2 separate regions of the Homo sapiens genome follow, and region 2 is linked to region 1. The links are chromatin contacts, found by Hi-C or POLR2A ChIA-PET in ENCODE. All regions are on one chromosome and are shown on one strand. Each heading gives the region's core, a stretch centred on a gene start or an enhancer-like site at or near the end of the contact. The rest is flanking DNA. Distances are from core to core; before and after follow the strand shown.

Region 1 (2,725 bases), core at 189-2,688:
TCTACTAGGGAAAATACTGGCAGAGAATTTGGAGTAAGAGGAATGGTCTGGGGACCTTGGGCGGCATGGAGGAAGGGAGGCCACCTGGTAGGGATGGCTTAGGCGTGGGAAGCGGCAGTCCAAGGTTCCCGGGGCTCTGGAAAAGGCACTACGGCCACCCCAAAGGGTGGGTTCTCATCTTCTGTCCCTGAGCATTGAGGACCCATTATGGTTTTCTGAGGCTGGTTGGAGGGCCAGGCTGTGTGTGGAGTGTCATGAGGGCTGGTGTAAAGTGACTTGGGCCTTTGGAGAAGCGCACCCCTGAGGAACCTCCCTCTCCCCGCCAGCACTGCTCTCACCCGAGCGCCTGCCCTGGGCAGACAGCTTGCCCAGAGTGCTGGGGGCGTGGTCAGCACCTGTAGGCTTCCTGGACAAAGTGGGCCTTGACAAGGCCAGGAGATGGCTTGTCCCGACGGCAGTGCTGGGTGGCACCCTCACAGCGTGGGAGGCAAGGCTTCTTGGCCCTGTTGTTAGCAGGTGGGGGTCTACGATCAGCTTGCCACCACCCACGCGCTCCTGTATGGGCCACTCTGTGCAGTCACTTCCTGGGGCTGGGTCTCCTTTCCCTTCTCCCCAGGCTCAGGCAGGGCGGACCTAGCCACAGCAGCTGGGAGCCCACCCGTCTGCCTGTGCTTCCTTGCAGCCGTCCAGATCCACATCCTGAAGGCGGACAAGGCGGGGGACTGGTGGAAGTTCACGGTGAACATCATCTCCGTGTATAAGCAGGGCACGAGCCGCATCCGCCGCGGTGACCAGAGCCTGTGGATCCGCTCGCGGGACATCGCCTGCAAGTGTCCCAAAATCAAGCCCCTCAAGAAGTACCTGCTGCTGGGCAACGCGGAGGACTCTCCGGACCAGAGCGGCATCGTGGCCGATAAAAGCAGCCTGGTGATCCAGTGGCGGGACACGTGGGCGCGGCGGCTGCGCAAGTTCCAGCAGCGTGAGAAGAAGGGCAAGTGCAAGAAGGCCTAGCGCCGAGGCAGCGGGCGGGCGGGCGGGCGGGCGCCAGGGCGGGGCCGAGCGAGAGCGGGCGCCTTGGCCCGGCCGCCGCGGACTTGGCCCGCGAGGGCTTTCCCAGGTGGGGGGAGGGAGGGGGCGGGGCCGCACGGCGCGGGGGGCGGGACCCTCGGCGGCCCCTCCCCCTACCCCCACCCTGCGCGCTCTGGGCGGGAGCCGCGTGCACGCGGGGCGGGGTGCGCCGCCGGCCGGGCCCTGGAGAAATGACGAGACGTAGCTACCTCACGGGGCTCCTTCCAGAGCAGAGACGCGCTTCCCTGGGCCTGGGCGCGGCCGCCGTGGAGGGGCTGGGGGCAGCCTGCCCTGGGGCCCGGGGGCGGGCGCAGAATCGCACAACTGGGGCCCCAGGCGCGGGGCGTGGATGGCGCGGAGACGTGGACGGGAGGAGAACTGTGAATTCTCAAGCCCGTAGTGTGGGCGGGGCGCGGAGCACCCACCAAACCACCACCCGACACGCAGCCGACGGGATCCCCCCCTTTCTCCCCGGCCCCTTCTAGCAGTTCCCCGCGGGCCACCTGGCTGTCACAGCCTGGACTCCTCCATCTGAAGGGGCCTGGCAGCATTTGGGGAGTGGACAGCTCCTGTCCAGCCAGCATGCCCCAGGCGGCCTCTGTCTCCACTGCTACCTGCTGAGTGGGTCCTACTGGGTGGGGGCTTGGGGTCGGTGAGTGGTTCACCTGTGGAGAGAGGAGAGGAAGCCCCTGCTGCTGCCTGTCTCTGCCCCTGCCCCTGCCCCTGCCCAGCGTGGGGCTGGCCCATCCGGAAGGCAGTGGGCCCAGGGACACCCCTGAGAAGCCCAAGCCGGGTGGTCACCGCCTCATGCTGGAGCTGCCTGTTGGAGGAGGCATCGCAAACGCAAAACCTCCCAGAGAGTTTCCTTTTGGAAACTTGGAACCAGCCCTTTTTATGACGTTTTCCAGGGGGAGGGGGAGGGGCACTGGCTGGGTTTACGGCAGTGACACTATTTATGTAAATGACATCAGCTCCCGCAAGGCCCCTCAGCAATGTCAACAGCTGGAAAGGGCCTGAACGGGCTTGGAGTCTGCAGGCTGCGAAGGCACTTGGGCCTGGCTTGGGGCCGGGGGCTTGTTTGAGCTGGGATGGGGTTTGCTGGCTCAGTGAAGTACCAGAGTGCCTGAGCCATGGGTGGGCAGGGGCACAGGAATGACCAGGTTCCTGGGGGCCAAGGAGGCCATGCTGGCTTCTCCAAGGGAAGGCACAGAGGCTGCCGGCCTGCCCCCTACAGCTGTCTTGGGTCTGGCCTGGGCCACACCTTGACCGTGCCTTTCCAGACGGTCTTTGTGGAGTCTGCCCGTGCCCTCCACTGTGCCCCAGCCCTCCTTCCAAAATCTCCTAGAGACACGGTCCTCAAGCAGGCAGCCCCTTTTGTTCTGACCTCCTCACACAGGGTCCATTCCTGTGCCCTGGGGCCTCCTGGCTCCCTGCCTTCCTGGGCTCTCTGCACTGCCCGGGCCTCTGGCCCACATCCTCACACCCGGCGCACTGAATTAAGAGGCCTGGCTCCCCTCACAGTCAGGAAATTGGTTTCACTTTCCCGGCCAGAGTTTGGCTGCTCAAAAGGGTCATACCAAGTATGAAGCTCGGCCCCCGGTGGTCTGGCTTCCCTCCGCCTTCCCCACATTTACCCGCATCACGGCTGCCATTTATT
Region 2 (2,838 bases), core at 183-2,682, 120 kb after region 1:
ATTGATAATGGACTCTTTCAATAAATATGGTTACTCCTGTCTGTCAGTTCTTGGGAAATTTCTGGCATTATTTCCTTTGGTAATTTGTTGACTGTTGTTTTCTCATTGTGGCATTCCTACTCTTTCGATCTTGGATGGATCCTCTAATTTTGATATCTTCCTGTGTCTTTTGGTTCTACTTTGTGGAACTTTTTTTTTTTTTTTTTTTTGAGACATGGTCTCACCCTGTCACCCAGGCTGGAATGCAGTGGCACAATCACAGCTCACTGCAGCCTTGACCTCCTGGGCTCAAGCAATCTCCTCTCGCCTGTCTCCTGAATAGCTGGGACTACAGGCATGCACCACCACACCTAGCAATTTTTTTTTTTTTTTTTTTTGAGACGGAGTCTCATTCTGTCGCCCAGGCTGGAGTGCAATGGCGCAATCTCGGCTCACTGCAACCTCCGCCTCCCGAGTTCAAGCGATTCTCCTGCCTCAGCCTCTCGCCTCCCGAGTAGCTGGGATTACAGGCGCGCTCCACCACTCCTGGCTAATTTTTGTATTTTTAGTAGAGATGGGATTTCACCATGTTGGTCAGGCTGGTCTCGAACTTCTGACCTCGTGATCTGCCCGCCTCAGCCTCCCAAAGTGCTGGGATTACAGGCGTGAGCCACTGCACCCGGCCACCTAGCTAATTTTTAAAAACTTTTGTAGAGACAGGGTCTCGCTATTTTGACTAGGCTGGTCTTGAACTCCTGGGGTCTAGCAATCCGCTCACTTCAGCCCTCCAAAGTGCTGGGATTACAGGCAAAAGCCACCAGGCCCAGCCCATCTCTTCAACTTTGAAACTGCCAGGAGTGACCACTGATCCTTCCCATTCATTGCTTTTTTTCACAGACCACCTCTCAGTTCCTTCTTTTACAGAGAGAAAGAAAGGAAGTAGCTGAGGGATGTAAGCCAACTTAACTAGAAGACATTAAGTTCAGTTGTTCTACATTTGTTCACATCTAAAATTACTTAATATGTAGGTGGTAGGTCCATTTGTCAAGCAGTAGAAATAGCATCGTTCCTTCCAGTAGCTCAGTGTGACAATACTGTTTCTTCTATTAAAACAATGTCTGCATTTTGGGGTTTGCAGAAATTCACTGTTTGGCATGACTTTAAGAATAGCTCTAACCAAATGGTCCATGAGAATACATAAAAACCTTTTTCAGTTCAACAGGTCCACGAAGAACCCAATAATTCTGAAAGAAACATCGAAGGCTGGAAAAACATGTCAGATGATTGTCAGGAGAATATATGTTGCACATCTCAGTGGTGCCCATGTAAGCTGCCTATATGCCAGGTATGACCTGGTGTCTGCCAGCTCCACACCTGCCCTTCTCTGCTCAGTCATGCTGGGGCTTGGAGTCTGTGAACTACCCTTCCCAGGCTCCCCTGCCAGCTGGCTTCCTGTTATGTTCTGCCAAAATAAGGCACTGTCAGGAGTTCAGAAAGCAAGAAGAGGGGTGAGGCTGTTCCTCTTCCTCTCTTTCCCCATCTGCTTCTGGCAGCATCTCTGCAAGTGTCTGTATTCTAACAGTGTTCCCCATGGCAGTGGCAGCCTCTCTTTGGCAGTCCCAGAACGAGCAAGGCAGGCCTGCTTCTGCTGCAGCCCAGGGGCCAGGTCCTAGGCATCTCTAGCACTGGCTGAGCGGCAATCCCAGGAGTACTGTGGTGTGCAGCAGCGCATTTGCATCTTTGCTCTCCTAGGCTTAAGGGTGGCAGCTGCTTCACACAAGGACTAATTTCTGGATTACTGCACCTTCCCCTTTTCATTCTCTCCATCCTTTTAACAGTTTTTTTTTTTTTTTTTTTTTTTTTTAGGCAAAGTCTTGCTCTGTCACCCCGGCTGAAGTGCAGTGGCATGATCTCAACTCACTGCAACCTCCGCCTCCCAGGTTCAAGCAATTCTCCTGCCTCAGCCTCCTGAGTAGCTGGGATTACAGGCATGTGCCACCATGCCTGGCTAATTTTTGTATTTTTAGAGACGGGGTTTCGCCATGTTGGCCAGGCTGGCGGTCTCAAACTCCTGATCTCAGGTGATCTGCCTGCCTTGGCCTCCCCAAATGTTGGGATTATAGGCGTGAGCCACTGCGCCCGGCCCTTCTAACAGTATTCTAACAAGTTGTTTGCATTCTGTCTCCTCTGAGTGAAATACCTAGTATGGTTATTCTTTTTCCTGATTGGCTCCCAACTGACGGAACCTCTCTGAGGGATTTAAAAAATAAGAAGAAAAAAAGACTGGCCAGGCACGGTGGCTCACGCCTGTAATCCCAGCACTTTGGGAGGCCAAGGCAAGGTGGATCACCTGAGCTCAGGAGTTTGAGAACAGCCTAGCCTGTGGTTTTGTAGAAAACTCCATCTCTACAAAAAATACAAAAAGTAGCTGAGTATGGTGGTGTGCACCTGTAGTCCCAGCTACTTAGGGGGCTGAAGCCAGAGGATCTCTTGTGCCCAGGAGGTTGAGGCTGCAGGGAGCTGTGATCATGTCATTTCATTCCAGCTGGACAACAGAGTGAGACTCTGTCTCAAAAAAATAAAATAAAATAAAATATAAAAAATTAAAATTTTTAAATACTCCAGAAGTCTTAATTTTCAGAAAGAGTGAAGGGCGCAATGCCTCATCTATGGTTATGATTGCAAAAGTACAAACTGATTTCAATTGTTTTATTGACAAAGTCATACATCTCTAGAAGATGACAGTTTCTCTAATGTGAAGTCCCAAATTCAAGAGGATTTCCATTAGTTTCCAGAATAAGTAGCTAAGTGCACAACAGCCCTCTCTGTAAAGTTTGACTGCTACAAAAATAAGAAAAC

Evidence for each region. Hi-C counts contacts between places; a loop is a spot of excess contacts on that map. ChIA-PET counts read pairs that join two places held with the same protein, here RNA polymerase II (POLR2A). Pooled maps may share reads with other maps.
Region 2: a loop to region 1 is called in a pooled map, with 2.1 times the contacts of the local background. The contact joins two enhancer-like sites. A Hi-C loop is called at or near these places in 1 of 168 maps with a recorded cell type or tissue (esophagus muscularis mucosa) and 3 of 50 pooled maps. POLR2A ChIA-PET finds 5 or more read pairs at or near these places in 4 of 52 experiments (GM10248, activated naive CD8-positive, alpha-beta T cell, common myeloid progenitor, CD34-positive and 1 more).

What each region holds. Positions count from the first base shown.
Region 1 is chr17:9,238,958-9,241,682 of GRCh38, forward strand. NTN1 (netrin 1) reads left to right here. Exons shown (of 7, transcript NM_004822.3): 7 at 683-2,725. The coding sequence ends at 1,011. LOC124903923 (a long non-coding RNA gene) reads left to right here. Exons shown (of 2, transcript XR_007065614.1): 2 at 1-27. Among named protein-coding and RNA genes, the nearest start is that of NTN1, 220 kb to the left of the region's middle. RefSeq lists a silencer at 1,026-1,475. Within about 2 kb of position 1,439, at least 27 of the 41 ENCODE cell types and tissues checked have a DNase peak (open chromatin) inside an H3K27ac peak, as active enhancers do.
Region 2 is chr17:9,355,144-9,357,981 of GRCh38, forward strand. The region is part of intron 7 of STX8 (syntaxin 8); the gene reads right to left. Among named protein-coding and RNA genes, the nearest start is that of STX8, 220 kb to the right of the region's middle. Within about 2 kb of position 1,433, at least 3 of the 41 ENCODE cell types and tissues checked have a DNase peak (open chromatin) inside an H3K27ac peak, as active enhancers do.